2 separate regions of the Homo sapiens genome follow, and region 2 is linked to region 1. Evidence: read pairs that join two places in POLR2A ChIA-PET (ENCODE). Cell type or tissue: CD4-positive, alpha-beta T cell. All regions are shown on one strand. Links, peaks and the distances in the headings refer to the core of each region. The heading gives the core; the rest is flanking DNA.

The links. Peaks named below come from ENCODE experiments on the same cell type or tissue, not always from the same donor. Only the 100,000 strongest peaks of a DNase experiment are listed, where the experiment ranks them.
Region 2: POLR2A ChIA-PET joins it to region 1 with 5 read pairs; 4 of 35 experiments call an interaction of 5 or more read pairs at or near these places.

What each region holds. Positions count from the first base shown.
Region 1 is chr6:35,312,918-35,317,311 of GRCh38, reverse strand. All of the region lies in intron 5 of DEF6 (DEF6 guanine nucleotide exchange factor), which reads right to left. Among named protein-coding and RNA genes, the nearest start is that of DEF6, 17 kb to the right of the region's middle. RefSeq lists an enhancer at 4,267-4,394. In CD4-positive, alpha-beta T cell, for the core only: no CTCF peak of the experiment used is centred there; no DNase peak of the experiment used is centred there; H3K27ac peaks cover 929 bases.
Region 2 is chr6:35,376,913-35,381,306 of GRCh38, reverse strand. All of the region lies in intron 2 of PPARD (peroxisome proliferator activated receptor delta), which reads right to left. Among named protein-coding and RNA genes, the nearest start is that of PPARD, 37 kb to the right of the region's middle. In CD4-positive, alpha-beta T cell, for the core only: no CTCF peak of the experiment used is centred there; no DNase peak of the experiment used is centred there.

The sequences.
Region 1 (4,394 bases), core at 73-4,072:
GCTCCACTTTACAGAGAAAGAAACTGAGGCACTAAGAGCTCCAGGATTGTCCACCTCACACTGTTAGTCTGTTAGTGATGAGGCTTGGACTTCTGCGTAGATCCGTGCTCCTTTCCACAGTAACACCTTATGTGACAAAATTAGACAGATCCTAGGATGGCTATGATAATTTTTTAAAAGGAAAAACAACTGTTGGTAAGGAAATGGAGAAACTGAGATCCTCACACACTGTTAGGGATATTATCCAGCCTTAAAAAGGAATGAAATTCTGATATATTTGACAACATAGATGAAGCCTGAAAACATTTCTAAGTAAAAGAAACCAGACACAAAGGGACAAATATTTTATGATTCTATTTATGTAAGATACCTAGAAAAGGCAAATTCATGGAGACAGAAAGCAGAATAGAGGATACTAGGAGCTGGGGTCAGGGAGTATGAGGAGTTATTGCTTGGTAGGTACAGAGTTTCTGTTTGGTGTGATGAAAAAGTTTTGGAAATAGATAGTGGTGATGGTTGTACAATATTGTGAGTATAGATCTTTCACCATGATCAGATGGGATTCATCCCAGGGATGCAAGGATGGTTCAACATGCACAAATCAATATGCATGACACATCATAGTAACAGAACCAAGAGCAAAAACCATATATGATCATTTCAATAGACCCTGAAAAAGCTTTCTAAAAAAATTCAACATCGTGTTATAAAAGCCCTAAAATATTGGGTATAGAGGCAACATACCTTAAAATAATAAACGCTATCTATGACAAACTCACAGCTAACATTGTAATAAATGGAGAAAAATTGAAAGCCTTTCCTCTAAGATCTGGAACAAGACAAGGATGCCCACTTTTACCACTTTTATTCCATGTAGTATTGGGAGTTCTGGCCAGAGCAATTAGGCAAGAGAAGGAAATGAAGGGCATCCAAACTGGAAATGAAGAAGTCAGATTAGCCTTGTTTGCAGATGGCATGGTCTTCTACTTAGAAAAATCTAAAGACTCCATGGGGCGTGGTGGCTTACACTTGTAATCCTAACACTTTGGGAAGCTGAGGTGGTTGGATTGCTTGAGGCCAGGAGTTCGACACCAGCCTGGGCAATACAGTGAGATCCTGTCTCTCTCTTAAAAAAAAAAAAAAGGCCGGGCACAGTGGCTTATACCTGTAATCCCAGCACTTTGGGAGGCCGAGGTGGGCAGATCATCTGAGGTCAGGAGTTTGAGACCAGCCTGGCCAACACGGTGAAATGCTGTCTCTACTAAAAATACAAAAAAAAAAAAAATTAGCCAGGTGTGGTGGCAGGTGCCTGTAATCCCAGCTAACTTGGGAGGCTGAGGCAGGAGAATCACTTGAACTCGGGAGGCGGAGGTTGCAGTGAGCTGAGATCGTGCCATTGCACTCCAGCCTGGGCGATAAAAGCAAGACTCCTCCTCCTCCTCAAAAAAAAAAAAAAAAAAAAAAGGGACTCCAACAAAAAACCGTTAGAGTTGATGAATGAATTCAGTAAAGTTGCAGGATAATTCAACATACAAAACCCAGTAGCATTTGTATACGCTAACAGCAAACAATCTGAAAAAGAAGTTGAGTGCAATCCCATTTCCAACAGCTACAAAGAATGTAAAATACCTAAGAATCGATGTAACCAAAGTGAAAGATCTATACAAGAAAAACTATAAAACTGATGAAATAAATTGAAGAGGATGCAAAAAAATGGAGAGATATCCCATGCTATGTATTGGAAAAATTAATATTGTTAAAATAACAATATTACCCAAAGCAATTTATAGATTTGGTGCAATCTCTGTCAAAATAGCAAAGGCATTCTTCATAGATATAGAAAAAAAATCCTAAAATTTATACGGAACTACAAAAGACCTCAAATAGCCAAAGTAAGCCTGAGTAAAAAGAACGAAGCTGGAGGCATCACATTTCCTGACTTCAAAATACACTACGAACTGGCCACGGTGGTACACACCTATAGCCCCAGCTATTCAGGAGGCTGAAGCAGGAGGATCCCATGAGCCCAAGGAGACTGAGGCTGCAGTGACCTATGATCATACCACTGCACTCCAGCCTGGACACCAGAGAAAAATCCTGTCTCTAAAATAAAACAAAAAAACAAAATGTAGTACAAAGCTATAGTAACCAAATCAGCATAGTACTGGCATAAAAAGAGACACAAAGACCAATGGAACAGAATAGATAACCTAGATATAAATCCATGCATTTACAGAGAACTCATTTTTGACAAAGGCTCCAGGAACACACAATGGGGAAAGAACAGTCCTTTCAATAAATGGTTCTGGGAAAACTAAATAACCACATGCAGATGAATGAAACTAGACCCCTATCTCTCACCATATAAAAAAATCAAATAAAAATGGATTAAACATTTAAATGTAAGACCTGAAACTATGAAACTACTAGAAGAAAACATTGGAGAAATATTCCAGGACATTGGTCTGGGCAAAGAGATTTTTTGTGGAAGACCTCAAAAGCATAGGCAACCAAACCAAAAATAGAAAAATGGGATTATGTCAAGCTAAAAAGCTTCAGGACAGCCATGGAAACAATCAACAAAGTGAAGAGACAACCCACAGAATAGGAGAAAATATTTGCAAAGTATCAATCTGACGAGGGATTAATAACCAGAATATATAAGGAGCTCAAACAACTCTGTAACAAAAAACCAAATAATCCAGTTTAAAAATGGGCAAAAGATCTGAATAGATATTTCTCAAAAGAAGACATACAAATGGTCAACAGAGATATGAAAAAATGCTCAATGTCACTAATCATCAGAGAAAAGCAAATCAAAATTAAATGAGATATCATTTCATCCCAGTTAAAATGGCTTTTTACAAAAAAAATAGAGAACATCTTTTTTTTTTTTTTTTTTTTGAGATAGAGTTTCACTCCTGTCACCCAGGCTGAAGTGCAATGGTGCAATCTTGACTCACTGCAACCTCCATCTCCAGGTTCAAGCGATTCTCCTGCCTCAGCCTCCTGAGTAGCTGGGATTACAGGCGCCCACCACCATGCCCGGCTGATTTTTGTATTTTTAGTAGAGATGGGGTCTCACCATGTTGGCCAGGCTGGTCTCAAACTCCCAACCTCAGGTGATCCACCAGCCTCGGCCTCCCAAAGTGCTGGGATTACAGGCATGAGCCACTGCGCCTGGCCAAGAATATCTTTTCTGTAAAAAGATGCTGGAGAAGACGTGGAGAAAGGGGAACCCTGATAAACTGTTAGTGGGAATATAAATTAGTACAGCTACTATGGAAAACTGTATGAAGGTTCCTCAAAAAACTAAAAATAGAACTATCATATGATCTAGAAGTTCCACTGCTGGGTATATATCTAAAAGAAAGTAAACCAATATATTGAAGAGATATCTGCCTTCCCATGTTTACTGCAGAGATATTCATAATGGCCAAAATATGAAATCAACCTAAGTGCCCAGAAGTGGATAAATAGATTAAGAAAATGTGATATATATAATATTATTCAGCCATAAAAAGAATGAAATCTTGTCATTTGCAACAACATAGATGGCACCATAGGTCATTTTGTTAAGTGAATAAGCCAAACACAGAAAAACAACTATCGCATGTTCTCACTTACATGTGGGAGCTAAAAAAGTGGATCACATGAAGATAGAGAGTATATTAGTGGTACCAGAGGCCAGGAAGTGTGGGGGGAGGACAAAGAGAGGTTGATGAATGGGTATAAACATACAGTTTGACAGGAAAAATAAGACCTAGGATTCAATAGATCAGTAGGGTGGCTACAGTTTACAATAATCTATTGTATATTTCAAAATAGAAGAGAATAATTTGAATGTTTCTAGCATAAAGAAATATTTGAGGTAAAGGATACCTAATGACATGATTTGATTTTTATAAAATATATGAATGTATTAAATTATCACATGTACCCTGAAAATATGTACATCTGTTATATATCAAAAGAATTTTTTAATTTCATGAATGTATTTAATGCCACTGAATTGTACGCTTAAAATAGTTAAAATGGGAAGTTTCATGTTACACACACATATATACATATTATTTAAAATAGTAAAGACGCTTGTGTTTTAAGCCTCTAAAATAGTGATGAACACAAGGGAGGAAACAGAAGGGGAAGACAGAGGAGAGGGGTATGGAAGGAGAATAGGGAAGTACAGAGTTGCTAAAGGGAATGGAATATGGGTGAAGAAGAAAAACCTTTAAAAGGGATTTTTAGAAAGATTTGCTGTGTAGTATAGATATAAGCCACTTCCTCTGAAATCTTGAGCAAATTCCATATTATTCACCAATTACTTTGGTGCTTGAGTTGCAGTTTTAGTTTTAAGTGCTGACGTGGATGAGAATGGCCTTGAGGCATCCGGA
Region 2 (4,394 bases), core at 189-4,188, 64 kb before region 1:
AATCACCACCTCTAACCTCTGGTCTTTGTAACGTAACGATAATTTGTCATTACGTTACAAATAATTATTGTTCACTGGAGGTCAGGAGGAGGGAAGGACAGAAGCACTAGAAGGAAGAGGTAGTTCAAGGAGGAGGAGGAGACACTGAAAAGCCAGTGGCCACTGGCTGGTTTTAAGTCTCTGAAAAGAAGATGAGGGACAGAGGCAGGAGGGGAGCAGGAAAATGAGGTGCACGGAAGAGAGGAGATGAGGGGAGAATGCAGAGAGGAACAGATGCAAAAGGCAGGAGCAAAGGAAAGTGGAGCCTGACAGGCAAGGTAGAGACCCTGGAGAGATGGAGCGGTGGAGAGAGGAGAAAGAGAAGTGTGCTGCAGCAGCAATTGCTGCTATGATTTAGAGAACAGGTGCTGCAGGCTGGGCATCAGCACCAAGCACTTTGTATGTATGTGTGCTCCCTGATCCTCTTGCTCCTGCACTAAGTGTTACCATGCCTGTTTTACAAATGAGGTAACTGGTTGGGTGCAGTGGCTCACTCCTGTAATCCCAGCACTTTGGGAGGCCAGGGCAGGAGGATCACTTGAGCCCAGGAGTTCCAGACCAACCTGGGCAACATAACAAGACCCCCAATCTCTACGAAAAAATTTAAAAATTAGCCGGGTGTGGTGCATGTGCCTGTAGTTCCAGCTACTCGGGAGGCTGAGCAGGGAGGAGCCCTGCTTGAGCCCGAAAGGTCGAGGCTGCAGTGAGCCGAGATTGTGCTACTGCACTACAGCCTGGGCGACAAAGTAAGACCTTGTCTCAAAAAAAAAAAAAAAAAAAAAAAAAAAAAACAAACAAAAAAAAAAAACACGAGGTTAATTGGCTCTGAGTATGAATTAACTTTCCCTCAGTCACAGAAAGTGGTAGAGGCAGGCTTTGCTGAAGTCTCCTTAGAAGGGAGGTGAGACATCATTCTTCTGTCTTCTTCTATCTCACTGTGAGATGTGGAACCACGGCAACCATTTTGGACCATGAGGACAGCAGCCACACCCTAAGAATGGCAGGGCACAGAATTGGAAGGAGTCTGGGTTGCTCATGACCTAATGGAGCTTCCACAACTGTCTGAGACTATAGACTACCTAACTCAGTCAGAATCCCTATCCATCAATCCATCAATCCATCCATAAATGCTTCAGATCACAATTTGCTACATTTTCCTCTAATCTTCAGTAATAGATTCCAAGTCACACTCCCAGACATTCTGATTCAGCAATCACTTTGAGATACACTCTCCTAGAAAAATGGAAAATCAGATTCATTGAACAGGTAAAGAAACTATCTGAGACTCCACAGGACAAACCTTGATACCTCAAAAGCAGCAACTGCTGATGACGTGCCCCTAGAAGACCTTGGAGATTAGCAGATGACACTGCAAAGTTAATCTATCATAATTTGGAGAAATGGAAGAAAGGAAAAGTTCATAAAGACCAAGAGAGAGCACATTTGGGGCTATTCCTCAGAAACAGATAAAAGGTAGTCCTAGTTAATTCAGACCAGTCTGTAACAGTGCCAGCAAGTCATCTGAGAAAAAACAAACGAATAGTCCAAGCCTCAGAAAGAGAACAGCTCCTTTTGGGCAAAAGCACCAAGTTGTCAAAGGGACACACTTGCATGCAGTGGCATCAGACAGCATTACTGTTGGGCACCACTGGTTGCAGCTTTCTGTGTGCTAGGAATTCTCTCCAACTAGAGTGCAAGCTCTCCTCTCTAAGAAGAGGGACTTGTGGCATTACTATTTCCGTATCTTCAGCAATAGCACCCAGCACAGTACTGAACACATAGTTGCTTAATATATGACCACAGACTGAGAGCTGTCAAGAAAGAACTAATGGGATTCACGTGGGTTGGGCAAAGATGCCTACTGCAAGCCAGGCGCGGTGGCTCATGCCTGTAATACCAGCACTTTGGGAGGCTAAGGTGGGCAGACCACAAGGTCAGGAGTTCGAGACTAGCCTGGGCAACATGGTAAAACCCCATCTCTACTAAAAATACAAAAATTAGCCGAGCGTGGTGGCGGATGCCTGTAACCCCAGCTACTCGGGAGGCTGAGGCAGGAGAATCGCTTGAAACCAGGAGGCGTAGGTTGCAGTGAGCAGAGATTGAGCCATTGCACTCCAGCCTGGGCAACAAGAGTGAGACGCTATCTCAAAAAAGAAAAAAAAAAAAAAAAAGAAAGAAAAGACGCCTACTCCAAGCCCTAACCCTGTGCCCACCTCTGAGTTCAAGCTGATTCCTGAAATTCCAGCCAAGGGAATTGAGAGTTGGTGCTGTCATTGTTCATCACTCTCATGAGACTGTTATCTGATGGATAATCTGGGGATCTTTAAAGGTTCGATTGCCTTCTCTTCTGAGAATATTCCTATGATAGAGTCTCAAGAGTCCAGAGAATTCAGGCAAAGCTGAGGAGAATGACACAGGCCATTAAGCTCTGCCCCGGACCTATCTCATCTGCCCTTTTTAGTTGTTAAGTCGCAGTAGGGTAGAAATCTTAACGAGGTCAGAAGTGATGGGTGACACAGCTCTAAATGCCAGGTACTGAGTTTTCACATCCTGGTCTCCTCGGAGGCCCCGGGCATACAGAGTCACCTACTCCTAAAGCAACTGCGCCTTTCAGAAGTGCAGCCTTATTCTAAAATTAAAGATTCTCAGGGCCCACTAGGATTATAATTAGTTTGTATTCCTCCACCTGGCACTCAGAGACGCTGAGTTTGGGAAGGGAATGTGGGGCATGCATTCTTAAGTCTGGAAACCACTTTAATTTGCAAGATTTAGTGGCTTTTTCTGGCCACTGGCTTGTTTTAAGTCTCTGGCATCCTCAGCTAGACTAAGAATTGTTACCTTGTGTCCCAGCCATACTGATTCACATTTCCATCAACTTGGCACAAAATGTGCCAAAAAACAAGCTTTCCTGCTGTCATTCCCTGCCTCTGCGTCCCATACCACTCCCAGCACTTGCCTCTACTCAGCCAGAGAAATTCAATGCAATTAAACTACCAACACTGAATGCCCACCAAATGACAGGTAGAATGTAAGGAGTTTCAAGTACCAAGAAAAACAAGACCCTGCTCTCAAGGGGGTCAGAGTCGGCTGAAAAAAGGAGATACGTGGCCAGGCGCAGTAGCTCATGCCTGTAATCCCAGCACTTTGGGAGGCCGAGGCGGGCGGATCACAAAGTCAAGAGATGGAGACCATCCTGGCCAACAGGGTGAAACCCCGTCTCTACTAAAAATACAAAAATTAGCTGGGCATGGTGGTGCACGCCTGTAGTCCCAGCTACGTGGGAGGCTGAGGCAAGAGAATGGCCTGAACCCAGAAGGCAGAGGTTGCCGTGAGCCAAGATCGCACCACTGCACTCCAGCCTGGCGACAGAGCAACACTCTGTCTCAAAAAAAAAAAGATACGTAAACAAGCAGCGACCCACAGAGTGATAGTTACTACAGACAGAGACCCCAAGCTCTGAAGGAGTAAAGGCTGCTCTCCTGGGAGGGATCAAGGAGAGGAGGGGAGACAGGCAATTCCAGCAAAGGAATAAACAGTGCAATTGCGCAGAGGCCTGGCAGCCTCAACTGCTGGGGGCAGCAACCACAGAGGCAGCCAACAGGGATCAGGGTTACTGCATGCCGGACGCTGCCATTTTACAGATGAGAAAGCTGAGTTATGGAAGGGATAAGTAACTTGTCCAAAATCATACCTTATGAAAAGACAGGTTCCAAGCCAAACAGCTGGACCCTAAAACCTGTGCTTTTAAACATTACAGTACATGGTATGCAAATAGTTCAATTTGCTGAAGTGTAAAATTTAAGAGCTAAGTTTATGCAGGAGAGGTAGAATGGGCTGCATCATGAAAAGCTTCATATGACACGCTAAGCATTTGAACAAACTTTCAGTAGGATACGGGACTAAATTAACGTGAAAGAGCTTCCCCTTTCCACCACTATCACAGAAAAATACCAGATAAAATAAAACAAATGACGTCCGTAGACATGCAGCCAAATTGGAAAGAGAAATGCCTATGTGCGAGAAGAATTGAAACATAAACAGTGAGTGGAACTGACACCACAATGGCCTGTGGACTTTCGCACCCACAAATGAAGCGGTTTAAAGCCTGCCTGTGGCTTTGAGCCCCAGTATCAAGAAGAGAGCCTCAAAGGGCTGCCCAGTAAAGGAAAGCAACAAGAAGCTGAACACTTCTCCAAGGCTCTGTGGGTCAGGTATGGGTGGGAGGTCACCCTTTCTTTTTTTTTTTTTGAGACAGAGTCTCACTCTGTCGCCCGGGCTGCAGTGCAGTGGCGTGATCTCAGCTCACTGCAAGCTCTGCCTCCCGGGTTCATGCCATTCTCCTGCCTCAGCCTTCC